Linked DNA regions of Homo sapiens: region 2 is linked to region 1. A link is a loop called in an ENCODE intact Hi-C map of the cell type or tissue named here. Cell type or tissue: K562. All regions are shown on one strand. Links, peaks and the distances in the headings refer to the core of each region. The heading gives the core; the rest is flanking DNA.

Evidence for each region. A loop is a pair of places that touch in the nucleus more often than their neighbours do. Peaks named below come from ENCODE experiments on the same cell type or tissue, not always from the same donor. Only the 100,000 strongest peaks of a DNase experiment are listed, where the experiment ranks them.
Region 2: it touches region 1 in a loop (4-fold over the local background); 32 of 110 quality-filtered maps call a loop at or near these places.

The regions. Positions count from the first base shown.
Region 1 is chr2:28,951,078-28,966,136 of GRCh38, forward strand. It overlaps a transcript of TOGARAM2 not described here. Among named protein-coding and RNA genes, the nearest start is that of TOGARAM2, 23 kb to the right of the region's middle. In K562, for the core only: CTCF peaks have their summits at 5,437, 6,023 (motif pointing right) and 7,725 (motif pointing right); DNase peaks (open chromatin) are centred at 5,434 and 7,764; H3K4me3 peaks cover 344 bases; H3K27me3 peaks cover 1,784 bases.
Region 2 is chr2:30,065,748-30,080,806 of GRCh38, forward strand. No RefSeq gene overlaps it. Among named protein-coding and RNA genes, the nearest start is that of YPEL5, 74 kb to the right of the region's middle. In K562, for the core only: a CTCF peak has its summit at 6,706 (motif pointing left); a DNase peak (open chromatin) is centred at 6,704; H3K27me3 peaks cover 1,760 bases.

The DNA of each region.
Region 1 (15,059 bases), core at 3,228-11,227:
GGCCTCCCAAAGTGCTGGCTGGGCGTGGTGCTTAGGCGCAAGCCACCACGCCCGGCCAGATTTGAATTCTTGCCATTCTTTAGCTGTAGTTTCTTTCAGTTGTAATTGGTAAGATAACTGGTGAACCCATCCAGGCAGCAGTGGCTTTTCCAGTGCTCCTCCTGTGACCATTTGTGATCATGTCTTTGAAGACAACTCAGGCATAAAATTAGATTTTCTTTTAATCAAATGTAGTTAGCTTTTGACTTTTGTGGCACCTCAGCACTGTCCTTATGCTGACAGAATTGTGCGGTGGATCACAAAGCAGTGGCAGAATGAGAAGCCGTAGCAGTGTAACAGGATTAGCAGGCGTCATTCAGACTGAGGACGCCCGGTGTGGACAAAGCATGGGGTGGGTAGTGCTTCGTCTTCGCATGGTGCTGGCTGACTCTGTGTGAGGACACTGGGTTGTCTGTACCCATCCATAGTATAACTTGTGTTCATATATATGTGGGTAATTTTTAATATGAAAATATTTCTGAGAAAAATAAATAGCTGGGCATGGTGGCACACGCCTGTTGTCCCAGAACAATTACAAGTCATTGTGTAGAAAGCAGTGCAAAATGAAGTTTGCTTGGATGTCATATGAAAAATCCAAAGGTTGAAAATTACCACTTTAAAATGGCCTGGCATATCCTAGGTAATAATGGCTCAGAGAGAGAGGAGATACATCTTTCGGGTGCTAAAATTAGGGCCTTTAAAGGGAAATAAAAACGAGGTAATGAAGACATTTTCCCCCAGGCTTGCCCATGGCCCTGTTGTAGTTTAATTTGTTAGAGATTCCTGCCCGACCTAGAGCTGTCCAGAAAGTTCAACAGAGAGACCAGAAGCAGCACTGAAGTCGAGCGAGGACTCGGCAGCTCCCTTAGTTGGTCGTGTGTGGTCATGATGTTCCAAAGCTGGGCCAAAGCTTTGTTCTTGTCTCTAGATTTGATGCAATTTCACAGAGTCGAATTGCTAACCAGCCTTCCAAGAGAAATTGTGTTTGCATGTTGTATTTATTTGCGACAAGTAACATTCCTCTCAGTGGAGCAGGATGTTCTCGTTGGGTGGTGACCCTTCTTTGTACTCAGGAGAGTTGCATAATAAACCAGTTTCATAACTGGAAGATTGCGTTTGGACCAGAGTGTGGAACTGGGGTAAGAGAAATGAACTGGGTGGCCTTCGTAGCTGGTGGTGTGGACGAAGCCTGGCCTGTCTGTACTGATGGGGTTGGAGTTCTTGACTCTGTTGTGTGTTGTGCTAGGTCGTCTTACTGCCTGCTGACCACTCTCCTTTTGTCAACAGGAATTGTAAACAAACAGTTGACTGGCTGGAATTTGGATGTTTTGAGTCTCCTCAGGCACCCACTTAGGGTTGCTGGTCAGGGTGCTTTCTCATAGTTTAGGGATAGCTTGCTGGTGAGCCTGGGTTCCCTAGGAATACGGTTATACCTAAAAAACAAACTGGATAGATTCAGCCAGACTTTGACCTTGTTAATTCATGACTCAACCTCGACAAAGGCCTCTCCCTTTTTTTTTGTGGCAAAATATACATAACATTTACCATGTTAATCATTTTTAAGTATACAGTTCTGTCATGAAGTATAGTCACATTGTTGTGCAACTGGCAGTCTTTCATTTGGGGACTTTTGTGGTTTGATGAGGTACAAGAAATAAAAGGAGGGCAGACAGGAATGCAAGTCAGTCTGTTGTGAGAAGAGACTGCATTGGGGTCCAGAAGCTGAGTGCTAGTTCTGGGTCCACCCTACAGTGTGGCAGTTATAACTCGACTTCTTTTTTCTGGAGTGTGACAGGAGAGTAACAGCAGTGCCACCTGTCTCATGGATGCTGTAAGAACCTCACGGAGCAGCATCTGTGGGTACACGTTGAACATCAGAGTGCAGCGTCTGGCTAAGGGATTATTTTCAGAACAGTTAATTGTTACATGATGGGGGAATAAGTTCTAACGGAAATTCTTTTTTGTCTTTGGCGTTATCAAGAAATCCAGACACAGCCTTATGGGTGGACACAGTTCCCCTTTCCAAAGGTGAAAAAGGGAACTTAATACAATGTTTTTTTAAAATAAGATTGTAACAATCTATTGTTTTGAAAGCCAGTGACATGTTCATTGAGGAAATTTGGCAAAGAAGGAAAATAAAATCATATAACAGAGATAACTATAGTGTTTTGGTGTGTCTCCTTTTAATTTTTCTCTCTGCATGAATACACATGCTTTTCTTAGGAAACTGGCATCTACATATTCATTTTATCATCTTTCACACAATATCATTGTCAATTATCCTTTGAAATCATGTTTGTGGTTCTCACTATTCCACCCATGTTGTACTTTCACTGTTCTCATGTTTTAATTTGTTGTAGGTAATGCTAGAGGGAACATTCTCAGACACATTTTGTATTTTTCTTAAAATGTATCCTTATGAGATATTTCTACTTACTGAGAAAAATGACATACATACTCCCTTAAGACTTAAGAAATATACCAAAATTTCCAGAAAGGTTCCATCAATTTTATGCTCCATAAGCAGTGTTTTTATTTCCATTTCATCATGACTCAGTTTAACTACTTTTGTAATGCTCATTGCCATTTGTATTTCTTTATTGTGGGTTTAGATCCTTGTCCATGCTTAAAAAAAGTCTTTTTATAAAAGAGAATCATTCCTTTCCAAACATGTGCCGCAAATATTTTCCACAGTTTGCCTTTTCATTTTTTGACACAGAGTCTCACTCTGTCACCCAGGCTGGAGTGTAGTGGCGTGATCTCGGCTCACTGCAGCCTCCGCCTCCCGAATTGCAAGCAATTCTCCTGCCTCAGTTTCCCGAGTAGCTGGGATTATAGTTGTGTGCCACCATGCCTGGCTAATTTTTGTATTTTTAGTAGAGATGGGTTTTCACCATATTGGTCAGGCTGGTCTCGAACTCCTGACCTCAAGTGATCTGCCTGCCTCAGCCTCCCAAAGTGCTGGGATTACATGTGTGAGCCACTGCACTGGCCAATACTATTTTTCTTTAAACTGTATTTTTAAGCTTAAAAAAAGTTCCTTTTCTGAAACTAGGCAGGTATTTCTTGCATTTTGTTCTCGTCTCTCTCGTTGTCTCTGTGTGTGTGTGTTTATATTTTTTACACTTTAGTAAATTGTGACTTTTCAGTGCATTATGAAATAATTAAAGTGGGTTGCAGCCACCACTTTTTAAAGAAGAAAATGTAATTAAAGTAGAACATACCAGTGCATTGCACATACTTAAAGTAATTTGTTTTAGGGGGTACGCAACTAAAATGTGTTGTTGTGCTGAAGCAGTTGAAGGCTGCCTCTCTGATCTATACGGAGTTCTTTGTGGTGTGTCTTGTGAGATGAGGCTCTCACTTGGGATTCCCACACACACAGCCCGTTTTCTGCACACTGTGGATTATTCTTTCCATCCTATACACTCGTGCTTGCTTTATTACGGTAGGATCCTAGTCTTTCAGCACTATCCATTCTATGCCATTGCTGTCTCTCGACAGTACATTATTTTTAACTTCGGGGGCTTTTAGAATTCATTTTTATTGTTGTTGTCTTTATACCTCTTTGAAATATTTTCCTAAATATCTTTTGCCTTTTCATTCTCCCACTTTGCTAAGTAAAGATTATTTGGTTGTAAGAAACAAAAATTGGGGCAGTTGAAGCAAAACAAGTGTAATTACAATTTCAAAGAATTGTCAGGGTACACAGAGACAGCTTGTCTGCAGGGAGGGATTACAGGAGACAGAATCATTAGGGCTTTTGTGTAGTCCCTTTTTTTTTGAGTCTTGCACTGTTGCCCAGGCTGGAGTGCAATGGCACGATCTCGGCTCACTGCAACCTCCACCTCCCAGGTTCAAGCGATTCTCCTGCCTCAGCCTCCCGAGTAGCTGGGATTACAGGCGCCCGCTACCACACCGGGCTAATTTTTTGTATTTTTAGTAGAGACGGGGTTTCACTATGTTGGCTAGGCTGGTCTCGAACTCTTGACCTTGTGATCCACCCGCCTCTGCCTCCCAAAGTGCTGTGTGGTCTCTTAACTGCTGCCTTGGAGTTCGTGCTGTTGTTTGGCTGCCTGACTGTTCCTGAGGTTATGATGTTATCATCCAGCCACTTGCTGATTCTTAGGAGAGCTGGGCATTCTCTGCTCCCTTAGATCCAGCCCTCTCCCCACACCTTTCTCCATCTGCTCCATGCCTTTGGAGGCTGAGTACCACCGATGGCATCAGCTCAACTCCCTTGCTGGAGATTGGAGTGTGGGAGGCCACACGGTCAGAGTCTACATTCCCCTGCTGAACTCTGCAGGGCTATGGTTTGGTGGGGTCCTCCCTGGTCATCTGGTTGTGCCCTTCACTCTGGCTGGAAGTCTAGTGACAATTTCCTCCTGTTGGTCGCTTTCCGCCTGTCCCAGAATGCCTCACTCTTCCTCGTAGGCTCCCTTAACTCCACTCACACCGTTTTAAGTACTGTAGTCCCTTTATAAAAAATCTCTTAGCCCTGCTTAACAGTGTTTGTTTCTTGCTGGGAACCTGAGCCAGTCCGTACTCCCACTTCCTGGGAGGAACATCTGATTGGCTGCATTTTGGTTCAGGTGTTCATCCTAGCCCAATCACCCCTGCCTGGGCTGGGGTCACACTGCCAGGAGCCTTGTGAAGAGGGCAGTTTTCATGCTAGAAGTCTGGTTCATTGGGAACTGAGCTGGACAGATAGCTGTTAACATTTAAAAAACACACATTTTTATTTTTTAATGTTGTAAAATATAAAATCTACCATTTTAACCATTTAAAAAAAGTACGCAGTTCAGTGGCAGTGAGCACATTCACGCTGTGTATCACCACCATCCATCTCCAGAACTTTCTCATCCTCCCACACTGAAACTCTGTATCCATTAAACAGTAAACTCTCCCTCCAGCCCCCGGTAACCACCATTCTTCTTTCCTGCTCTATGACTGACTATTCTAGGAAGCTCATTAAAAAATGCATATTAATTAGACAAGTATTATAGAAATACATTCTTGTAAAAAAGATGGAAACATGACACCTAAGGCTAGACTAACTGCCCGTCACCTGGCTTAGTGATTACGTGCAGAGGCTACCATTGTTACTTTAGAGTTTTGGACTCCAAATCATTTCTGTGAATCTGTGATTTCTGTGAATCTACATACAGATGTGCTCTCAGAAAATAAGTGATTTCTTTTCCCCCACATAAATGGTATACTGTATGCAGCATTCTGCAACTTGAGCTTGCTTTTTTTTTTAAACCCAATATATTTTGGAGGACTTTCCAAATTAATAACATAGGACTACGTTCATTTTAACTGCAGCAGGATCAGAGGGAGGGCTGGTTAAAACACAGGCTGCTTTGCCCTACCCTGGAGTTTCTCATTCAGCCAGATGGGGGCCAAAGAATGCGTCCCACGTGATGCTGCTGCTGCTGCTGTGTTACGGCTGCGCTTCGGAGAACCACTGCTGCCATTCCCTGATCGATAGATGCTTGGGGTGCTTCCTGTTTCTCAGTAAAGTGAAGTTGCGGCGACCTCGTGCCTGCCTTATGTGCACCTGTGCCAGCATCTTTCTCAGGTGGGTAAGGAGAGGTGGAATTCTGGTCACAGGCTACATGTACCTTAAATTTCAATAGATTCCGTCAAATTGCCTCTCAGTATGGCTGTAACAATTTATAGATGAGCTTCCACACAATATTTTACCCAAGTTAAAAATAAATCCTGGCCGGGTATGGTGGCTCATGCCTGTAATCCCAACACTTTGGGAGGCCGAGGCGGGCGGATCACCTGAGGTCAGGAGTTCGAGACTAGCCTAGCCAACATGGCGAACCCCTGTCTCTACTAAAAGTACAAAAATTGGCCGGGAATGGTGGAGGGCATCTGTAATCCCAGGAGAATTGCTTGAATCCGGGAGGCGGAGGTTGCAGTGAGCCGAGATCGCGCCACTACACTCCAGCCTGGGCCACAAGAGGGAGACTTTGTCTCAAAAAACAAAAAACAAAAAACGAAAAACAAATCCTATGGGAATTTTGATTGGGCTTGTGATAAGCCAATAGGTTAATTTACAATTGATTTCTTTTTGTTTGTTTGTTTGAGATGGAGTTTTGCTCTTGTTGCCCAGTATGGAGTGTAGTGGCGTGATTTCGGCTCACTGCAACTTTCTTCTCCCGGATTCAAGCAATTCTCCTGTAGCCGGGATTACAGGCGCCCGCCACCACGCCTGGCTCATTTTTGTATTTTTAGTAGAGACGGGGTTTCGCCATGTTGGCCAGGCTAGTCTCCAACTCCTGACCTCAGGTGATCCGCCTGCCTCGACCTCCCAAAGTGCTGGAATTACAGGCATAAGCCACTGCGCCTGGCCAAGAATTGATTTCATTACGGAATATTATAACATTAAAATGTACCTTTCTCACATGATAGTAATACAATGATGATGATTTTTTAAAATTGGGAAATTGTGGCTCTTCTCCCTCTGGCTGGAGTCATGACGCTGGAAGAAATGATCTCATTGCTCCTTTAGGAGTGTGTATATCTGAACATTCCAGTTTGGGCAACATTGATAAGGTTTGTTCACATGATACTTACCACACTCTTACCTCATGAATGAATGATTTTGTGTGTTTATTTCGAACTTCAGTTTCATAGGATAGGGAAGGAGTAGGGGGTCTACAAGGGTGGGGAGGGTATCTTCAATAGGAGAGGTGTTTTTTTGTTTTTGTTTTTTTGCCACTCTCTCACAGCTGGGTGTTCAGGGCCCTGCATTTGACACAGTGTTGAATGTCCCTAGGAGGGGGACTATGGCATAGGGATGAGTAGGGAGACACAGTTGAGCAACTAATTAGGATGTGAGGTAGAATGAGTCATTAACTTTCACCAGTGAAGCCATTACAGTCATGACAAAAAAGAAATTGATCTATTAAGAGCCAGGGATTTAAATGATTTTAGGATTTGAGGGAGGGCCTTCTAGGAAGCAAGAGTGATGAAAGTGAAAGACAAATAGGTCCGTTCTAGAAATTTGCAACTTGAGCATTTTAGAACTGAGGTCCTTGATTGGTTGGAAATCAGGTGTAAGAGATTATCTAGTGGTAAGCAACCAAAATGAGTTTGAATGAGTGGAGAGCGTATGGCAAATTCTTTTCAGGTGTCTCCAAATGATCCTTTCTCCCTCACTAGACCTTGTTTTTTTTTTTTTTCCTTTTCTTTTGGGACAGGGTCTTGCCCTGTTTTTCAGGCTGGAGTGCAGTGGCATGATCATGGCTCACTGCAGCCTCGGACTCCCAGGCTCAAGTGATCCTCCTGCTTCAGCCTCCCGAGTAGCTGGGACTATGGGCATGCACCACCATGCCTGGCTAGTTTTTAAATTTTTTGTAGAGTTGGGGTCTTGCTAAGTTGCCCAGATTTTGAACTCCTGGGCTTAAGCAATCCTCCCTCCTTGGCCTCCCCAAATGCTGGGATTACAGGCGTGAGCCACTACAGCGGGCTGACATTCCATTTTTGGATTTTGGAGTGCACACGTGTGTATTGGCTTTTTGCTGTTCCTTGGATTTGGTGAATTCAGGGGAAGCACGACCAGGTTGCTACAATTGTATTTTTTCTCATCTTCACCAGGCTTGTCGGGATTGTCCAGGTTACTTTCTCTGGTTAGAAGTATAATACAAACGTCAATATAAAAAGCATCCACTAGGTGCCAGTCTTGCTTTGTGCAAATTTCTTTTTATCCCAGCCTTCTGGGAGAGCAGTTGGTTCTGGCCGCCTCCTGTCTAAACTCCCGTGGAGGGTGGGGATGTGAGCTTTCTGCGCGCCAGCCCTCTGGGATTGGCTGAGAGAATCTCCAAAGTGCTTGCAGCTCTTTTCTGGTGTCCAAGTCCTGAAGCGGAACCTGAATGACTGTAGCCCAGCAGCAGGCGTGATGAGAGGGGCCTGGAGGGAATCCTGATGGGAGGAGATCGAGTCTCCAGGTGGTGGCTGCACCTCCAGTTTCCCTGGCCTGGCTGTACCCTCCCTGGACCTGACCAAACTCCCCACCGGGCTACAGATGCTAACCCGAAAAAGTGCCCAGCTGTCAAGAGAAGCTGCAGCAGCTCTTTAGTCTGACACAGTTGCTGAGCATAGGAAGCTTGAATTGATGTTTCCCCCTCATGTCCTTAAATAGTGAAGTAATAGCCAAAATAAGAAAGAAATTAACCACATCATACACCAACTGCATCAATTTCCCCATAGACTTTGTCCATGAAATCCAGGAGTTTACATATGTCAATGATAGTGGGGAAGAGGGAGAAGAATATGGTTTTTCACTTCTTTTCCCAACTTAGGAAAATTTCAAATATACAGAAAAGTTAAAAGAATAGTATAGGCCGGGTGCGGTGGCTCATGCCTGTAATCCCAGCACTTTGGAAGGCCGAGGGGGGCGGATCACAAGGTCAGGAAATCATGACCATCCTGGCTAACATGCTGAAACCCCATCTCTACTAAAAATACAAAAAATTAGCCGGGCGTAGTGGCGGGCGCCTGTAGTCCCAGCTACTCAGGAGGCTGAGGCAGTGAACCTGGGAGGCGGAGCTTGCAGTGAGCTGAGATCGTGCCACTGCACTCCAGCCTGGGCGACAGAGTGAGACTCTGGCTCAAAAAAAAGAAAAAAAAGAATAGTATGATGATCTGTATATACACGCCACTTAAAGTAAAACACTGTTGATATAGTCATATGACCCTTAACAACGGGGATATGTTCTGAAAGATGTTGTTAGGTGAAATTGTGTCATTGTGAGAATCAAAGAGTGCACTGACATAAACCTGGGCGGCACAGCCCGCTACACATGTGGGCTATCTTATGTAGCCTACATTGTTTCTAGGCTACAAACCTGGACAGCATGTTCCTGGACTGAGTACTGTAGGCAGTTGGAACACAGAGAGATGTGTGTATCTAAACATAGAAAAAGCCAAGTAATACGCTATTGTATTATAATCTTATGGGACCACCGTTGTATATGTGGTCCAACATTGACCAAAATGTCATTATGCAGTCCATGACTATATTTGGCTATATTTTTCTTCATCTGTATTTGTGTGCATATATTTATTTTTGCTGATCTACTAGAAAGTAAACTGAAGGCATCATCACACTTTATTCTTAACTACTTCAGGGTGACGTGCCTACAGATTATGACTCCTGCAATAACTACAATACCATTCTTATATCTCTGAAGCTCCAAACCGTAATCCCCTAATACCATCCTCCTGTCTAATTATTTAATATTATTTAATTTTTAATTTTTTTTGAGGCAGAATCTTGCTCACTCTGTCACCCAGGCTGGAGTGTAGCAGCAGCACGTTAATATTCAGTTTCTTTTCAAATCAGGATCCAATCCACACTCACTCACTGGGTTTGTTTGTCAAGTCTTCTTTAGTTACTTTTGCTCTAAAACGGTCTCTTACCCTCTTGCCCCCTTAGTTTTATCTGTAACAATCACACACCGAGGAGACCAGGCCAGTTGTCTTGCAGAATGAGCCACATGCTGGATTAGATCATTTCCCTAAGTGAGTTTAACTCATTCCTGTACCCTCTGTATTTTCTATCATCTGGAAGTTGTACCTCGGAACTACCCAGTACAACTTTCTGTGATGACAGAAATGTTCTCTGTGCTGTCCAAAATGGAAGTCATTCACCGCAGGTGGCCAGTGAGCACCTAACATGTATCCATGTGGCTGAGTGACAGAATTGTTAATTTTATGTCATTCTCACTAATTTACGTTTAAATAGCCACATGTAGCTAGTGGCTATGGTCTGAAACAGCACAGGTCTTAAGCTTGATTCGATTTGACAAGACATCAAAGGTGATGCTGTATACTTCATACCGGAACACACCAAGAGGCAAGATAATGACAAAGTCTTTCTTTTTCTTTTTTTTGGTTTGAGTATGATGTTTAGTATAAGATAGAGTGGCTTGGCAGAGTTGGTGCAAAACTGAAGAGAACCAGATTCAGTTCTAGTCAGTGAGTTAGCAGCCTAGGGTCAAAAAAATTGACCCTGCTGTCCTGAGTCCTCTGAGGCCCTCTGCACATCACCAGCTAGAAGCTCCGAGACTGATATGCCACTGCTTGGAGGCTTGGGTAGAATCCAAGTGTCCTCAGTTTCCAGAGTGACAAGAGACTGGCCCCAGCCATCAGAGCAGTAGACAAAGGCTTTTGTTTAAAAAAAGCTTTGAGGTATAATTTATTATTTAATTTTTAATTTTTTTGGAGGCAGAATCTTTCTCACTCTGCCACCCAGGCTGGAGTGTAGTAACGCAAACTCGGCTCACAGCAACCTCCGCCTCCTAGATTCAAGCGATTCTCCCACCTCAGCCTCCCAAGTACCTGGGATTATAGGCGCCCGCCACCATGCCCGGCTAATTTTTGTATTTTAGTAGAGATGGGGTTTTACCATGTTGGCCAGGCTGGTCTCGAACTCCTGATCTCAAGTGATCTGCCCGCCTTGGCCTCCCAAAGTGCTGGGATTACAGGCATGAGCCACTGCACCCGGCATGAGGTGTAATTTATAATCAATAACAATATTTTAAGTGTAAAGGTCAATGAGTTTCAACAAATGTCTACACCTGTATAGTCACAACACAATCCAGATACAGAAGATTTCTGTTATCCCAAAGATTCCCTTGTGCAGCTTCCCAATTAATCCCAAATGTCCCTCTTTTCCACAAGTCTGAGGAAACCAGTGATATACTTTCTATCATTATGGAATAAGTGTCTTTGCTTCAGCTTCATATAAATAACATCATACAAAGATACTCTTTGTTTTTTCTCCAACTACAATTACTTTAAGTCTCTGAAACAATATTTCCTTACAACTTAAGTAGTTTTTACAGTAGTGACATTTATCATTGATGGGATTTGCTTGTTTAATATGACTATAGTCAGAAGGGAAGTTGGGCCTATTATTCTTCCAGAAATTAAAAAAAATCATCATTAAGGAAGAGAAAGATTTATATCATCTTTTTGGGACACGTAAGTCTCACAGTTGGAGAATTTGCGGATATTGCTATATACACTATATATACATACATAGTTTTTTTTTTTTTTTGAGACAGAGTCTCGCTCTGTCACCCAGGCTGGAGTGCACTGTCATGATCTCGGCTCACTGTAACCTCCATCTCCCGGGTTCAAGCAATTCTCCTGCCTCAGCCTCCCAAGTAGCTCAGATTACAGGCATGTGCCACCATGCCCAGCTAATTTTTGTATGTTTGGTAGAGACGGAGTTTCAGCATGTTGGCGAGGCTGGTCTCAAACTCCTGACCTCATAATGCACCCACCTTGGGCTCCCAAAGTTCTGGGATTATAGGCGTGAACCACCGTGCCCAGCCTACATATTTACTCGTGATTCTGGTTTTCCAATGACGGATCCTCCATGTTTTTGAGATTGATTGATGTTGCATGTGTCTGTAGTTTGTCCTTATTGCCAAGTGGTATGTGTTGGTATGGATATGCCACAAGTTGTTTATCCCTTCTGCTGGTGGAGATCTGCATTGTTTCCAGTTTAGCATTAAAAGGTAGACTTTCCCTCTATACACTGCTTTAGTTGCACCCCATAAATTTTGATTCCCTCTCCCTCTGCCTCTCTGTCTCCCTTTCCCTTCCCTTCCCTCCCCTCCCCTTCCCTCCCCTCCCCTTCCCTCCCTTTTCCTCCCCTTCCCTCCCCTTCCCTCCTTCCCTCCTTTCCTCCCTCCCATCCTCCCTCCCTTCCTTTTCTCTGTCTCCAGGGTCTCACTCCATTGCCCAGACAGCTCTCTGAAGCCCGGATCTCCTGGGCTCAAGTGATCCTCCCACCTTAGCCTCCTGAGTAGCTGAGACTACAGGTGTAAGCCACCACACCTGGCTAATTTTTAAATTTTGTTTTTTGTAGAGTTGGGGTCTCCCTATGTTGCCCAGGCTAGTCTTGAACTCCTGGGCTCACGTGATCTTCCCACCTCAGCCTCTGAAAATGCTGAGTTACAGGCATGAGCCCCTAGCCTGTGGTGTTTTCATTTTAAGAATTCAGTTCTTAGTATTATTTAATTTTTCCTCCTCTTGTTTTTCTCCTTTGACTCCTGGATTATTTAAAAGTGTGATTTTAAGTTTCCAAATATATGAGGATTTTCCAAAGATCTTTTTGATATTTCTGATTAATTTTGTTCTAAGAGAACATATTTTATAGGATTTAATCCTTTATATTTATTGAGATTTGTTTTATGACTCAGTGTATGATCTATCTTGGCAAATGTTTTTGTTTTTCTTCCGTTTTAGAGATGAGGTCTTGCTCTGTCAACCCAGGCTAGACTGCAGTGGTGCCGTCAGAGTTCACTGCAGCCTCCAACTTCTAGTCTCAAATGATCCTCCTGCCTCAGCTTCCCAAGTAGCTAGGACTACAGGCATATGCCACCACACCTGGCTAACTTTTAATGTTTTTTTGTAGAGATGAGGTCTTGCTTATTTGCCCAGGCTGGTCTTGAACTACTGGCTTCAAGTGATCCTCCTGTCCTCCCGCCTTGGCTTCCCAACATGCTGGGATGACAGCCAAGGCATGCAGTGCACCTAGCTGGTGAAGGTTTCTTATGTACTTGAAAAGAATGTGTACCTGGCCGAATGCGGTGGCTCATGCCTGTAATCCCAGCAGTTTGGGAGGCCGAGGTGAGCGGATCACCTGAGGTCAAGAGTTCAAGACCAGCCTGGCCAACATGGTGAAAACTTGTCTCTACTAAAAATACAAAAATTAGCTGGGCATGGTAGTGTGCGCCTGTAGTCCAAGCTGCTTGGAGGTTGAGAAAGGAGAATTGCTTGAACCCAGGAGGTGGAGGTTGCAGTAAGCCAAGATCGCGCCATTGCACTCCAGCCTGGGTGACAGAGCAAAAACTCCATCTAAAAAGAGAAGAATGTGTATCTGCTATTGTTGGGTGCAATGGTCTGTAAATATCAATGGAATCAAATTGCTTGATAGTGTCATGCAGGTTTTCTACTTTTTGTATCTACTTCTCCCATTAATTACTGAAATAGGCCTATTAAAGTATTCAAATCTCAATATACATTTGTCTGTTTTTCCTTCAATTCTGCCAGTTCTTGCTGCATGTATGTTATGCTTTGTTATGGTATATTCACATTTAAGACTGTTACATCTTCTTGATGAATTGACCCTTTTGACATTATGAAATGTCCATCTTTATACCAGGGAACGCTTCTTGTTCTAATGTCTACTTTGTCTAATGTAGCCACTCTGGTTTTTCAAGTGGCTTCTTATTTGTATGATGTATCTCTTTTTTTTCCTCTTTATCTGTGTTTTTAATTTCAAAGTGTTTTTCTTGTAAATAGCACCTAATTGGGTCTTGTTTTTTTTTTTTTTTAATTTTAATTTTTAGTTCTGGGTTACATCTGGAGGATGTGCAGGTTTGTTACATAGGTAAACGTGTGCCACGGTGGTTTGCTGCCCAGATCAACCCATCACCTAGATATTAAGCCCAGAATGCATTAGCTATTTTTCCTAAAGCTCTCCCTCCCCCCACCCAACCCCCCAGCAGGCCCCTTCCATGTGTTGTTCCCTTCCCTGTGTCCATGTGTTCTCATTGTTCACCTCCCACTTATAAGTGAGAACATGTGGTGGTTGGTTTTCTGTTCCTGCATTGGTTTGCTGAGGATAATGGCTTCTGGCTTCATCCATTTCCCTGCAAAGAACATTATCTCATTCCTTTTTATGGCTGCATAGTATTCCATGGTGTATGTGTACCACCTTTTCTTTATCCAGTCTATCACGGATGGGCATTTGGGTTGATTCCATGTCTTTGCTATTGTGAATAGTGCTGCAATGAACATATGCGTGTATGTATCTTTATAATAGAATGATTTATATTCCTTTGGGTATATACCCAGTAATGGGATTGCTGGGTCCAATGGTATTTCCGGTTCTAGATCTTTGAGGAATCCCCACACCCTCTTCCACAATGGTTGAACTAATTTACATTCCCACCGACAGTGTAAAAGCTTTCCTATTTCTCCACAACCTCACCAGCGTCTGTTGTTTCTTGACTTTTTAATATTTGCTGTTCTGACTGGTGGGGTTTTGTTTTTTTATCCAATTGAACTCTTCCTGTTAATTGGAATGTTTAGAGTATTTTCATGTAGTTTAGTTACCAGTTTGATTGGGATTAAGTGTGCCACTCTGCTATTTCTTTTCTATTCGTCTCATCTGTTTTTATTGCCCTTTTCCCCCTTCTTCTCATGACTTTTGGATTGAATAATTTTAAAATTTCACTGCATCTTCACTATTGGCTTGTTGTTAGCCCTGCTCCTTTGTATTGTTGTTTTAGTGATGGCTCTGGGGTTTATCATGTGCGTCGCCATGTGCATGGCCTTTCCCGTTCCCTAGTGAGGGCCCCAAGTTATCAACAGGGATCCGTCTTTCTGAATAGTTGGGACTCAGATGCCGTGTAAGCCCTGGGAACCCTTTAGCTCACTGCTTCTCAGCAGCTCTTTGCCTGGCTTCCTGGAATTGTACCCTCTTGTGCACATCTTAGTGTGGAGTAAAGACTCAAGAGGACTCCCATGCAGACTTTTGGTGTTTTTTAAGCAAAGGCTTTCTGCCTACCTCCCTCTTCTCTAAGAGCTCTGCCGTATGACTTCCACTGCCTCAACTGTTCTGGATTCCAATATCTGTCTCCTCAGTACCACTAGATTGGGATGCCCCTTCCCTGCTTCATGGTCTAGAATGCCTGATTCCTGGAGGCCTTGCTTCCTCTGTTACCCTTCTCTTAGGAATTGCAGGGCTGCCTGTAGTCCAGTGTCTGAAAATAATTGTTTCACACTTTGTCCAGTTTTCTCATTGTTTCTTCTGAGAGGGTATTTGGTCCATGTTATTCCATCATGTCAGAAACAGAGGGCTCACTTAGCTTATTTTTTTTTTTTTGAGACAGAGTCTCCCTCTGCCTCCCAGGCTGGAGTGCAGTGGCACGATTTTTGGCTCAATGCAACCTTTGCCTCCCAAGTAGCTGGGATTACAGGTG
Region 2 (15,059 bases), core at 3,358-11,357, 1.1 Mb after region 1:
TATTTGAAAAAACCTAAAGACTCCAACAAAAATAGTATTGAACTGATTAACAAATTCAGTAAAGTTCCAGGATACAAAATCAACATACAAATATCAGCAGCATTTCTATATGCCAACAGTGAACAATCTGAAAAAGAAATCAAGAAAGTAACCCCATTTACAACAACTGCAAATAAAATAAAAGATCTAGGAATTAACTTAACCAAACAAGTGAAAGATCTCTATGGTGAACACTATGAAACACCGATGGAAAAACTTGAAGAAGACACAGAAGAATGGAAAGATATTCCATGTTCATGGATTGGAAGAATAAATATAGTTAAAATGTCCATACTGCCCAAAGCAATCTACAGATTCAATACAACCCCTGTCAAAATATTAAGTTTGGTACAAAAGTAATTGTGGTTTTTGCCATTACTTTCAAAGACAAAAACTGCAATTACTTTTGCACCATTCTAATACCAATGACATTCTTCACAGAAATAGAAAAAACACTTCTAAAATTTATACTGAACCACAAAACACCCAGAATAGCCAAAGTTATTCTGAACGAAAAGAACAAAACTGGAACAAAACTGCTCATGGGGTATTACTCAAGAAATCACATTATCTGACTTCAAATTATACTACAGAGCTATAGTAATCAAAACAGCATGGTATTGGCATAAAAGCAGACACATAGACCAATGGAACAGAATAGAGAACCCAGAAACAAATCCATGCATCTACGGTGAACTCATTTTCAAAAAAGGTGCCAATAACATATATTGAGAAAAAGACAGTCTCTTCAATAAATGGTGCTGGGAAAACTAGATATCCATAGCAGCAGAAGGAAACCAGACCTCTATCTCTTGCCATATACAAAATCCAAATCAAAATAGATTAAATACTTAAATCTAAGACCTCAAACTATGAGACTACTGAAAGACAACATTGAGGAGATGCTCCAGGACATTGGAGTGGGCCAAGATTTCTTGAGTAATACCCCATAAGAATAGGCAACCAAAGCAGAAATGGACAAATGGGATCACATCAAGTTAAAAAGCTTCTGCACTCCAAAGGAAAGAACAAAGTAAAGAGACAACCTAAAGAATAAGAGAAAATATTGGCAAACTACCCATTTGACAAGGATTAAGAATCAGAATATAAAAGGAGTTCTGCCAGACACAGTGGCTCATGCCTATAATCTCAGCACTTAGGGAGGCAGAGGCAGGAGGACAGCTTGAGCTCAGGAGTTTGAGACCTGCCTGGGCAACATAGCGAGATCCTATTCTTTGAAAAAGGAATTACAATGACTGAACTCATGGAGATAGGGAGTAAAAGGATGGTTATCAGAGGCTGAGTGTACTGAGGGTTAGTGGGGGAAGTGGGATGGTTAATGGGTATAAAAACACATAGAAAGAATGAATAAGAACTACTATTTGATAGCACAACCAGGGTGACTATAGTCAATAATAATTTAATTATACATTTCAAAATAACTAAGAGTATAAATGAATTGTTTTTAACACAAAGGATAAATACTTAACTTGATGGATGCCCTATTTACCCTGACGTGATTATTATGCATTGCATGCCTGTATCAAAATATCTCATGTACCACATAAATATATACACCTACCATGTACCCACAAAAAATAAAAATTAAAAAAATTTTGAAATGCAATAATAATACCTGCCCTGCCTATTTCATATGGTTATTATAAGAATGAAATGGGTCCAGGCACGGTGGCTCATGCCCATAATCCCAGCACTTTGGGAGGCCAAGGCAGAAAGATCCCTTGAGGCCAGGAGTTCGAGACCAGCCTGGGCAACATAGTAAAAAATACCTCATCTCTACAAAAATAAAAATTAAAAAATTAGCCAGGTGTGGTGGTGCATACCTATAGTCCCAGCTACTTGGGAAGCTGAGGCAGAAGGATTACTTGAGCCCAGGAAGTGAAGGCTACAGTGAGCCAAGATCATACCACCGCACTCCAGGCTGGGCAGTAGAGTGAGATTCTGTCTCAAAAAAAAAAAAGTTAAAACAAGCTACATGCAAACATAAACTACATTATTATAATATTATCAACAATATGTTAAATTCTTTCTGTTGATTATATTAGTTAATACTTAAATAAGCCTATGTGGTAGAAGCAGACCTAAGGTATAGAATGCATAAGCAATTCTATAAAATAAAAAAAAGGTCCTACAGCTAGTAAGTGGTGCAGCCAGGATTTACTAACCTGTATTCTTAACCTCTAGATTATATAGACTAAGAAAAATGCTGATCTTCCATTCAAAACAAAAATTTCCGTATTTTATATTGTGGTAAGATTGATAGTATGGTATTAAGATTCAACAGCATTTAACACAACAACATCTACTAAAGAGTGAAAAGAAAAATGTCTCCTTTTATGACAATCTCTTTTCTCCTCTGAGAATCATTTCTTTTCTGTTTCATTAAAAAAAGGAAAAGGTACCACCACAGGAAATGTTTCATCCCATAAAGCTCCAGCTAGTCCAAAGTCTCCTTGGCCAGCTGCCCCAGCTGTGCAATTGGAAGACATTAGACTTTAGGGAATTCACAGTTCTCCTGTTCACCTAACATTAAATGGTTCCAACATTTCATTCACTCAGAGATTGCTCTCCAACCTACAGTAGCTTTTTCCACCTCTGGACATCCTTTGTCAGGTCTCTATTGTCTCATTGTAGAGTCAGCAAATAGTCAACAGCCTTCTCAGGTATGTCATTTTTAAACACAACTGACGTTGGCAACTCAGCCCAAGGTCTCACCTTAGAGACAGAAGCTGTCATAGGAAGAGGTCCAGCCCTGTGGCATGAGTAAGGCGCTAGAATCTCTTAGCCTCTGATTCCTCATTGGTTAGGCAGGATTCATCATCTCATCTTTGTCTGCTTTCCTGGGTTGATGTGCAGAAACCATAAGACAGTGCTTGGGAAAGTGCTGTGAAAACTACAGGACCCTGTTCATGGTAAGAAACAACAATTGGGACCCATCTAGTGTGTGGTGTGAAAACAACACTGTCTGGGACTCAGGAGTCTTTGTTTCACACAAAAATCTAGGAATGAGGCCAGGTACAGTGGCTCACACCTGTAATGCTAGCACTTTGGGAGGCCAAGGTAGGAGGATTCCTTGAGCCCAAGAGTTCAAGACCAACCCAGGCAACAAACTGAGACCCTGTCTCTACAAAAAATTTAAAAATTAGCTGGACATGGTGGCATACGCCTATACTCCCAGCTACCAGAAGGACTGAGGTAGGAGGGTTGCTTAAGCCTGAAAGGTAGAGGCTGCAGTGAGCTGTGATCATGCCACTGCGCTCAAGCCTAGATGACAGAGCAAGACCCTGTCTCAAAAAAAAAAAAAAATCTAAGAATATGTGCTTCTCTCATTTTGTTGTGTGGCATCATTTAAGATCTCATTCCCTCTTGGTTTTCCCTCACACTATCCTCCTTCCCTCATCAGACACTTTCACTGCCAAAGCCAGGGCACCAGGCGTTTGAACTTGCCTTCCCACACTTCATTCTCCTTCATGGATTCTCTGCCAGGACTCCCACCTAACTCTTCTCCTCTTTCACAGTAGTAGATGTATCTATGATTGAGGCCATAGAATGGGGCATTTATTTTCCATACCAGGTCTTCCTGACTCTCGCCCCTGCCTCCTCAAGAAGCTTCAGATCTCTCCCTCCATCCTCCCTCAGTCATTCCGAGGGCATTCATTGGATGCCTCCAATGTGCCTGACCCTGTGCTAGGAACAAGGAAACAAAGTTGAGCAAGACACAAACTCCTCAAAGAACTTATAGTCTAGTGGGAGGGACAGATGACTAACTCGACAAGTAAGTAGATTGATAATGACTGATGATCAACGCTATGATGGAGGGAACACCTTGGAGGAGCACCTAACCCAGTCTGGGGCACTGGCGAGGGAAGGTATTGCACAGGAGGAGTCAGGTGGGTTGACTCTTAAGGAGTAGGTAGGAGTTGGCTAGAGGAAGGAGGAGGAAAGGGGTTTCCCAGGCTGAGGGAACAGCATGCACACAGAAGCATGAGTGAGCATGGCCCTTGGAAAAAGATGCACAAGTAATGGCTGAGTATAGGCTGCATTTGAGAGAGTTCTGGAAAATAAGATATAGAGATTTAGGCAGAAATAAATCAAATTATGAAGGGTGTCATTTGCTAAGCAGAGAAGCCATGGGGAACCACTGAAGTAGGGGAGTGGTAAAGAGCAGATTTGTGGGTTTTGTTTGTTTGATATTAGCTTTGTTTTTAGAGACAGGGTCATTCTCTGTTGCCCAGGCTGGAGCGCAGTGGCACAATCATAGCTCACTGCAGCCTCAAAGTCCTGGGCTCAAACGATTCTCCTGATTCTGCCTCCCAAGTAGCTGTGACTACAGTTTGTGAGCCACTATACCTGGCTAATTTTTAAAATGTTTTGTAGAGACAGGGTCTTGCTTTGTTGCCCAGGCTGGCCTCAAACTCCTAGCCTCAAGCCATCCTTCCTGCCTTGGCCTCCAAAAGGACTGGGATTACAGGCAGATTTGTGTTTTAGAAGGTCACAATGGCAGTTTTCAGAAGGGCAGATTGAAAAAGTCCTGACTAGAGGCATGAAGACCAGTTAGGAGAGGCAAGAAATGAAGAGAATCTCACTTAAGTCAGCAACCTTGAGAATAAAGAGAAAGGTGGACTGAAAAATATAGAATAGGCCGGGCGCAGTGGCTCATGCCTGTAATCCCAGCGCTTTGGGAGGCCAAGGCGGGTGAATCACTTGAGGCCAGGAGTTTGAGATCAGCCTGGCCAACATGGCGAAACCCCATCTCTACTAAAAATACAAAAATTAGCCGGATGTGGTGGTGCATGCCTGTAATCCCAGCTGCTCAGGGGGCCGAGGCAAGACAATCTCTTGAACCTGGGAGGCAGAGGTGTCAATGACCCGAGATCGCACCACTTCTTCTCCAACCTGGGTGACAGAGCAAGACTCCGTCTCAAAAAAATAAAAAAAAATACAGAACAGAGAGACGCGCTAGGACTTCCTGACTAATTACTCATGGCATGGGGTGTAATTGGAGGGGGGCAGTGAGAGGAAGGGGCCTTGGGAGGGTGAACCTTAGCTTTCTGGCTTTGATGTCGGGGTGAATGGAGGGGCCATCACATGCAGAGCCTGGCATGAAAAATGAGATTGTTTTTGCACACATCGGTAGTGGGGATTAGGTCAAGTGAAAGCAGTCAAACACAAAGACCATACACCACGGGATTCCATTTTTCTAAAGTTCTAGAAAAGGCAAAACATCATAGCGACAGAAAGCAGACGTCAGTGCATGTCAGGGACTAGGTTAGGGGTGGGGGAGGGGACCAACTGCAAAGGAGTAGGAGGAAGCTTTTTGAGGTGCGAGAACACTGAAAGCCAAGGCCAAGATGTGAAAAAGAAATTTTACAGAGTGAGAGACAGTGCATTTTTCTGAGACCAATATCTTGATTGAGGTGGCAGTTACGTGACTATATATTATACAGTCACCAAAATTTGTGAAACTATACACCTAAAATGAATGAATTTTATTGTATATAAATACCTCAATAAAGCTGCTTTCTAAAACAATGTCCTTCAGGACACCCAAGTAGAGATGGCAATGCACAAAGGCCTGAATATAAGATGTGGATTTGGAACCAATGGGTGAGTAGATTGTGCAGAGTTGAAGAACAGAGACCAAGGACAGCAGCATAGGAAATGATGACATTTAAGGGGAAAGAATATGGGGGAACCAGAGAACTAGCAAATATATCAGGAGAAAATAGTGAACAAAAGTTCAGGGAGAATTTTTAAAACAGGAGAGTAATCAACAGTTGATGCCCCTAGAGAGCTCCAGAAAGATAAAAGCTAAACTGCAGCAGCCATTGGCTTTGTGGAGCTGGAGGACTTTGGTGGAGTAAAGTCAGAAATTTCCCTCTTCCTCGTGCTGCTGTTAGAATAACTAGGTCACCCCGAGGCAACACTTTTAAAACATTTTTTTAGCAGCAAAATCTTGGGGAGAGTGGTGGAAGGGGACTTGACATAACCAGTCCCAAATGTGCTGATTCTAAAAATTTGCTGACTTTTAGTCCTGAAATTCATCTTATGAACATTTTGGCCATAGATACATACCTTTCTGGTCATATGTTGGTTAGGCAAAAATTAAAATAAATTAGGATGGCACAAGCACCTTCCACCTGAAAGCAAAGGCCTGAATGAATGCTGTCTGATGACTCCAAGTGTTGCTGCCAAGAATTTTAAGAATGTAGGGAGGCCAGGTGCGGTGGCTCATGCCTGTAATCCCAGCACTTTGGGAGGCTGAGCCGGGCGGATCACCTGAGGTCAGAGTTCGAGACCAGCTGGCTAACATGGTAAAACCCCATCTGTACTAAAAATACAAAAATTAGCCGGGCATGGCGGCAGGCACCTGTAATCCCAGCTACTAGGGAGGCTGAGGTAGGAGAATCACTTGAACCCGCGAGGTGGAGGTTGCAGTGAGCCAAGATCGCACCACTGCACTTCAACCTGGGTTACACCGCGAGACTCTTTCTCAAAAAAACAAAAACAAAAAAAGAAGGCAGGGGACACATACTGGAAATTGAGACTGTCCACGCTCACTGCCGAGAAGCAAGGCTGAGGAAAGGAAATCTACAGAGCTGGAGGTACCACACAATTTTGAGTCCAAGAGCGACACCCAGTGGTGATTGAGATCACTCCAGGCTCTCCACAACCGTTTTGTATTCAGGGCACTGAAGAGGGATGGACTCCTTGGTATCACACAGCCAGGGCAGCGTTTGGGCTTCCCAGGTCAGGAGGGCAAGCTAGGCTGCAGAATGGAGTAAGGTGACCATGGGAGAAATAGCCAAACCCTGTGAAACAGAACTGGCTCGCTCTTCCCATGATGAGACCTGAAAAAAGAGAGAGGTTGACTGTCTCTAAAGTACTTTCATATTTATTACCTCAGTTGATGCTCAAGACAACCTCATATGGCCAGTAGCACAAGTCCTCAAAGTCCCATTTTATGAAAAGAAGACTAAGATACAGAGAGGTTAACGTATGTCTCTTTTTCATTATTTTATTTTTGAGACAGGGTCTCACTCTGTTGCCCAGGCTAGAGTGCAGTGGTGCAATCACAGTCCACTGCAGCTGCCGTCTCCTGGGCTCAATCAATCCTCCAGCCTCAGCCTCCCAAGTAGCTGGGACTACAAGCGTATGCCACCATGCCCAACTAATTATTTTAGTCTTTTTGTAGAGATGGGCCCAGGCTGGTCTTGAAGCCCTGGACTCAAGGGATCCTCCTGTCTTGGCCTCCCAAAGTGCTGGGATTATAGGCACGACTGCACCTGGCCTTAAGATATTTATTAACAAATCCAGGTCTCAGGATGTCTTAGATATGGGGGTGGGTATCTAGAGTCCCAGATCGGGAGCCCCAAATATAAAATAAGACCCAGCCTCCAGGCTGGCCACGGCAGCTCAGGGAGTACTCACACCTGGAACAGACCACCTCTGCTAAGATGGCAGTGCAAAAGCCTTTCTACACAAATCTCCTTTCCAAAAATAATGGAAAACAGAGAAGAAAATCCACCTTCAGGGAAACTACGAAACAACCAAAACCCTGAAGCCCAGTTGATGGGGAGTAACTGCCATTTGGGCCAAGTCGACAGAGCAGGCAGGGATTAGCCAAGTCCCTCTCTAGCCCTTGGGTGGTGCATATTTCTGCAGAAGTCAGCACACAGGCCAACCGGCAACCGTGAGCTTGGCAGTGAAGGAGAAGCATCTCAGAACTCACTCACGCCCACTGAGGCAGGGGAGGTGGGAAGTAGGCCGAAGGAGAAAACTTGACAAAAAACTAGATGTTGGTGACACCAGGTAGCAAACCAGCAAAGAGCTCTGCCACTTCTGATCAAAGACAGGGGGAAAGAAGTAAATGCTAAAACACTATCCAAAAAACCTGTGACGATACAGGATTTTATGCTGAGTAAGCAGACTTGCTGCTCACTCCAAAAATAGGAATGCGGAAAGTGGAAAGCCTGAAGCAGAGATATACCCTCTGCAGAAGACAGAGCAGAGCTTGGGGAAAAGTATTTTGAGGACTGTACTTCTGGCAAAAAGGTGGCCAGATATTGCCAGGGTGGGTGGTGAGGGAGAGGAACTTGTGCTATAAATATCTAAAAGTACAAGATAGACAACCTTTTTTTTTTTAATGCATAGCTTGGCTCAGAAGAAAGTAAGAGAAATCCACAAGTTCTGAAAGTGAAGAGGGAAACCGAGAGACAGACAGCCCTCCCTGCGGGTGTCTCAGTCTTGGACTGACTTGTCCTGTTGACTTACTTTTTCTTCTGGTAGTCATTACAAGTTTTCTTTTAAACTACATTGCATAAAATGTTTGTTGGCACCAGTTTGCTAACATATGCTAAGATCAACAGCTTGCCAGACCTGACCACAAGCTGCGGAGGAGGGCTGATAGCTCATACTAGCCCTCCGATGTGTGCCTACCGTGTGCTAAGCTCCGTGCACAGACATATTTGGTGCTCATCACAATCCCACGGGGAGTGGGGAAGGATTATCTGTACTTTACAGGTGAGGAAATTGGGGCTCCTGGAGGCCAGGCCACTTGCTCAAGGCCACTTAGTGGACTGGCAGTGCCAGGCAGCCAGCACTGGGTGCTCCAGAGCCCACAAATGCTCCTGTTTGCCAGCCCCAGTAAGCATTTCCCTGGCATTTCTAAAACACAGGCACCTCGGTTCAGAGGGAGGGGATAATCTGGTGACATGAAAATGAAGAAGGACCTAAAAGGAGACCAATGAGAGAACCTCAGGTTACCCTACTTTAACATCTAGGGTCTTCTGCCCAGAGCCTGGAAGCCCGACGTTAACAGTCTCATGAAAGATCCAAGGCACTGAGAGACCCAAGGTGGAGGATGGGACGTGAGACCTCTACCTGAATCCACGATCTCTGAGGAGTTACGCCCTGAAGAGTGGTGACTGTGAGGAAGTGTCAATGTAGAGGCTGACTGGGAAACTTGTCTGTCTCAGGCTACAGGTTGTGGTTAAAAAAATTAATAAATAAATAAAGCCAGGCGTGGTGCTCACACCTGTAATCCCAGTAGTTTGGGAGGCAGAGGAGGGCAGATTGCTCGAGCCCAGGAGTTCGAGGCCAGCCTGGGCAACATGGTGAGACACCCATCTCTACAAAAATGGGAGGAATGCTTGAGCCCAGGAGGACAAAGCTTCAGTAAGCTGTGTTTGCACCACTGCACTCCAGCCTGGGCATCAGAGTGAGACCCTCTCTCAAAAAAAAAAAAAAAGCTTCCTGGAAATTTATAAGCACAAGCCTTCCTTCCCATAGAAGGGGTTTGAAAATATACTGCTTCTACATAAGGAACCCCAAAGAAAAATTAATCTCAAGTGCTTCTCACTCAGAATCACCCTGGGTACCTGGAAGATGCAAATGTGAAATTGCTGCGAATTCTCAGGATTCCCAGTCAGCAAAATATCATCAAATCAAAAACTGCCAAAACCACGAGGAAACAAACACCACGAAAAGATGAACAAGAAAGCAAAGAGTAACATCCCAAATGACTCAGGTATTAAAATGATCAGATACAGAAGATAACTAAGTAAAAATAGAAGAGGCCATATGTCCACAAAAAGACCTGTCCAATAATGTCTATAGCAACTTTATTTATAATGGCGAAAACCTAGAAATAGCCCAAATGTTCATCCATAGGAGAATGGATAAACAAAGTGTGGCATACTCATTCAGTGAAATACTACTCAGTGATAGGAAATAAATTATAGGAATAACTACAATGTGGACGGATCTCAAAAACGCTATGTTGAGCAGAAGACGGTAGATACAAAAGCCACACACATACCGTATGATTCTATTTATATAAAGTTCAAAAGCAAACAAAACAGGCCAGGCATGGTGGCTCATGCCTGTAATCCCAGCACTTTGGGAGGCTGAGGTGGGGGATTACTTGACGTCAGGAGTTCAAGACCAGCCTGGACAACATGGAGAAACCCCATCTCTACTAAAAATACAAAAATTAGCCAGGTGTGGTGGCGTGCTCCTGTAATCCCAGCTATGCAGGAGGCTGAGGCAGGAGAATCACTTGAACCCGGGAGGTGGAGGTTGTAGTGAGCCGAGATCGCGCCACTGCACTCCAGCCTGGGCAACAAAACGAGACTCCATCTCAAAACAAACAAACAAACAAACAAACAAACAAAAACTGACAAAATTAATCTATGGGTAACAAAAACCAGAACATTTAAGGGAGATGAGGAAAATTAATTGAAAAGATATATGGGGAAGTTGTTGGGATTACAGCACTATTCTATACATTGACTAGATAGTGGTTTCATAGGTGTATATGATTGTCAAAATTCATCACACTGTGCCATTAAGATTTGTGCATTTTAGGTTATAATAATTTTATCTTGATAAACCATGTGCACACATTTAATGAAATAGGAAATGGAAATTATGTTCCAACCTATAAAAAGGGATTAAGAATATTTTGAAATGATCTGAAAAGAAATTCTAGAAATAAAAACATAATCATTGTTTTCAAAAGCTGCATAGGTTCTGCTTCAAACTATGGCCTGCACAAGACCAAGTTTCGATTAAGAACATCTCTTTTTAAAAAAAGGAGAACATATTTCTTGTTTTAAAAGATGTTTTCGAACATCAGAAAGCTACCAAAACAGTGCAACATTGAACCTGGACCTCAAAGAGAAGGGAAGTATAGAGATGTGAGCGAAACTCTTAAATGCTTTTTCCTCCCAAGGTGTTGCTAAAAGCGGCCAGCTGAGAATATGGGAAGTTCGGAAGAAAATGGCAACAAAGATGCTGAGAGGCTAAGAAAGCTTTTGGTAGTATTAAGGGCTAGAGAGAGACAAACTGGAGCACAGGACCCTGTTAGGTATCCCCAGGTCTTCCAGTAGGAGCTAGCAGGGAGTGACAGGGACAGCCCTTACAGAGAGAGATCAAAACCAGTGTCAAACCAACTGCATCTCAAAATGGATTAAATCTTTGCTAGCACAGCCAAGTGGCTGAGGCAAAAGTGGATGGTGTTTGGAGGAAGGTATCATCCAGTGCCCCAAATTATCTTTCCAATTCTTCAAGCACAATGTCTCTTGTTGAATCAAAAACCAGGCAAGGGCTCCAGAAGACACCCAAGGCAAAGAGAAGCACAGTTTTCCCCACACCAATGCCTACCCTGGCTCTCCCAGCACCACCCATGCCAAGAGGGTTCCAACTGCCTGCAAGGGACTCTATCATAAATGGAAACATAAAGGGAAACTTACAATTTAAACGTGGAAAAGGGGACATGAAGGATATCAGGCATCCCTCCTACATGCAGATCCAAGAAGAGAAAAATGTGGCAAAAGACCCCTCATTTAGTTTTGTGACAATATCTACATAAAATCCAGATGTCAGGATCAGCCTCCTGGACTGAGAGAGTGACACTCCAGGAGAGAAAAGAACTCCATTAAAAAGAGACTTTTGGGGCTGGGTGCAGTGGCCTCGTGCCTGTAATCCCAGCACTTTGGGAGGCCAGGACGGGTGGATCACCTGAGGTCAGGAGTTCAAGACCAGCCTGGCCAACACAGTGAAACCTGTCTCTACTAAAAATACAAAAATTAGCCAGGCGTGGTGGTGGGTGCGACCCAGCTACTTGGGAGGCTGAGGTAGGAGAATCACTTGAACCCGGGAGGTGGAGGTTGCAGTGAGCCGAGATCGCGCCATTGCACTCCAGCCTGGGCGACAGAGCAAGACTCTGTCTCCAAAAAAACAAAACAAAAGAAAGGCTTTTTTAATGGTGAAAATATTTAAAATTTACTCTTTTAGCAACTTTGAAATACGCAATGCAGTTATTTATTATAGTCACCATTCTGTGCAATAGATCACTAGAGCTTATTACTCCTGTCTGACACTTTGTACCCTGTAATCAACATCTCCCCTTTCTGATCCATCCCCTTCCGTCAGCCCCAGTAACCACCATTCTACTCTCTACTTCTATGACTGCAACTTTTTCAGATTGCACATATAAGTAAAATTCTGTGGTATATTGGTCTTTCTGTGCCTGGCTTACTTCACCTAGGCTAATGTTCTCCAGATTCATCAAAACATCACAATGCACCCCATAAATGTATACAATTATCGATTATCAATTAAAAATAAAAAAGGAATATTTTTTAAAGTAAACGGAAAGAGACCTGCTTAAAAAACCATGATTGTTTCCCAGGGATGATTTTCCATTCTCAACACAATAATGTAAATTTAACTACCATTATTTCACTCAATGGCTATCCTTTAGACGCATTGTGTCTGCCCATCTTGGAAGAAGATAAGGATTGGATTCCAGCAATCACAACTAAAGAAATCTTATTAGGAATACAGAAATTTCTAAATGAACCAAATATATAAAATCAAATTGTGTAGAAGATTTGGGAAACTACTGCCAAAACAGAGTACGAAAAAAAATTTTGAGTACTAGCCAAGAATTTTGATCCCTTCTACATGCGGATCAATGACATCTTAAAAAGGAATTGATACCTTGGGTAAGAGCTTGCCCAGAAAATGTCTGCAATGTCTCATTTTACATCTACAAATGCTATTAACCCAGTGGAAGGCTTGCATTCATGCCATGCCTTCATTTTTGTGATGTGTACACAGTTCTAAATTTGCTGAATTGCCCCCTTCATTTTCTCATGCATAGCTTCTTCCTTGACTCATTTCTAATTTGGGTTGTTATGTAAAACTTGTTTTTATTTAATATTATTGTCAGCATTTCAACTGCTGTAAAGCCATGTATTTTAATACTATAAATACCCTACTACTTGGTTTCCTTTGCTCTCTGATTATTCCAGTTGTTAGGCTAAGTCTTCTGTGTTTTGAGATGCTGTGGCTGAGACTGTACATCACACTTCTGACCTAGCAGCTGGCTTCTTGTTAGGCTCTGCCAATAGGAGGCACTAAAGGCAGAAAGCAAGGATGGAGAGATTTTCTCCTGTTGGCTTCCTGTCTGCTTCCTGTTCCTGTGAACATCACCTCAGCAATGCTTCTCCTTGGCAGAAGTTCTTTCCCATAGCATCAGCTGAATTCAGTGCATAGTTTTACATTTTTTTTTTTTTTGAGACAGTCCCGTTCTGTTACCCAGGCTGAAGTGCAGTGGCGCAATCTCGGCTCACTGCAACATCTGCCTCCCAGGTTCAAGCAATTCTCCTGCCTCAGCCTCCTGAGTAGCTGGGACTACAGGCGCATGCCACCACACCTGGCCAATTTTTGTATTTTTAGTAGAGACAGGGTCTTACCATATTGACCAGGCTGGTCTTGAACTCTCGACCTTGTGATCCGCCTGCCTCGGCCTCCCAAAGTGCTGGGATTACAAGGAGGAGCCACCGTGCCCGGCCTTCAGTGTGTAGTTTTTCAGCACTAGCAGAACAATCCTTCATTGCATACCCTCAGAGAGACCAGCACCCACCAGCTGAGCCTCTCCTCAGAGGTCTGGATTCCAAATCCAAAAGGCCCTACCTCTGAGCTCAGAGATATCACCACCAAATGGGAGGTAACCCCTTCCCCAAAATCTAAATTTCAGCTTCATGCATCCCCTCCTCCAAGCTTGCAAAGTTTTAGTAATTCCAATCTCTTCCTTTTGCTCTCCCAGCTTTAGGGAGAGCACTTGCTGCTTTTGCTACCTTTCTAACACTTGCTACCTTTCTAACACTTAGGATTTTGTTTGTTTGTTTGTTTGTTGTTTTCTGAAACCTAGTTAACAAATTTATGCCTCATTAACAATTCTTCATATTAAATTATCTCCATTAAAATAACTGGCATATCTCTGTAGCCATTAAAAAAGGATGAGTTCATGTCCTTTGTAGGGACATGGATGAAGCTGGAAACCATCATTCTGAGCAAACTATTACAAGGACAGAAAACTAAACACCGCATGTTCTCACTCATAGGTGGGAATTGAACCAGGGCCTCTCGTGGGGTGAGGAGAGGGGAGGGATAGCATTAGGAGATATACCTAATGTAAATGACCAGTAAACGGGTGCAGCACACCAACATGGCACATGTATACATATGTAACAAACCTGCACGCTGTGCACATGTACCCTAGAACTTAAAGTATAATAATAATAAATAAATAAATAAATAAATAACTGGCATACCTCTCCAATCAATTAGATCTTCTTTGAAGTTGCCACAGTTTTGTAGCCTACAGTGGTGGTCCCCAACCCCCTAAAGACCAGTACTGGTCCATGGCCTGCTAGGAACCGAGCTGCACAGCAGAAGACGAGCAAGCATTACTGTCTGAGCTCTGCCTCCTGTCAGATCAACGGCAGCATTAGATTCTCACAGAAGCGAGAACCCTGTTGGAAACTGTGCATGCAAGGGATCTAGGTTGTGTGCTCCTTATGAGAATCTAATACCTAACGATCTGAGGTGAAACAGTTTCATCCCAAAAAACCAACCCCCACCCCCAATCCCATGCCCCAGTCCCTGGAAAAATTGTCTTCCACAAAACCAGTCCCTGGTGCTCAAAAGGTTGGGGACTGCTAGAGTACGGCATACAACTCTTGCACATATTTTGATAGATTTAAATTGAATTATTTCATGTATTGGTGCTATTTTAAATGATACTTCAAAAATGAGTTAAAGAATTGGAGGACTCATAATTGCTAATATGTCAATCTCCCCAAATCGATCCATTAATTCAATACAATGAAAATCAAACTCTTCAGCCAGCCATGGTGATGGGTCACGCCTGTAATCCCAGCACGTTGGGAGGCCGAGGCAGGCAGATCTCTGGTGCTCAGGAGTTCGAGACCAGCCTGAGAAACATGGTAAAATCCCGTCTCTATTATTAATAAAAATACAAAAATTAGCCAGGCGTGGTGGTGTGCGCCTGTAGTCCCCGTTACTCAGGAGGCTGAGGTGGGAGGACCACGTGAGCCCAGGAGGTCAAGGCTGCAGTGAGCTGTGATCACACCACTGCACTCCAGCCTGGCTGACAGAGCAAGACCCTGTCTCAAAAACAAAAG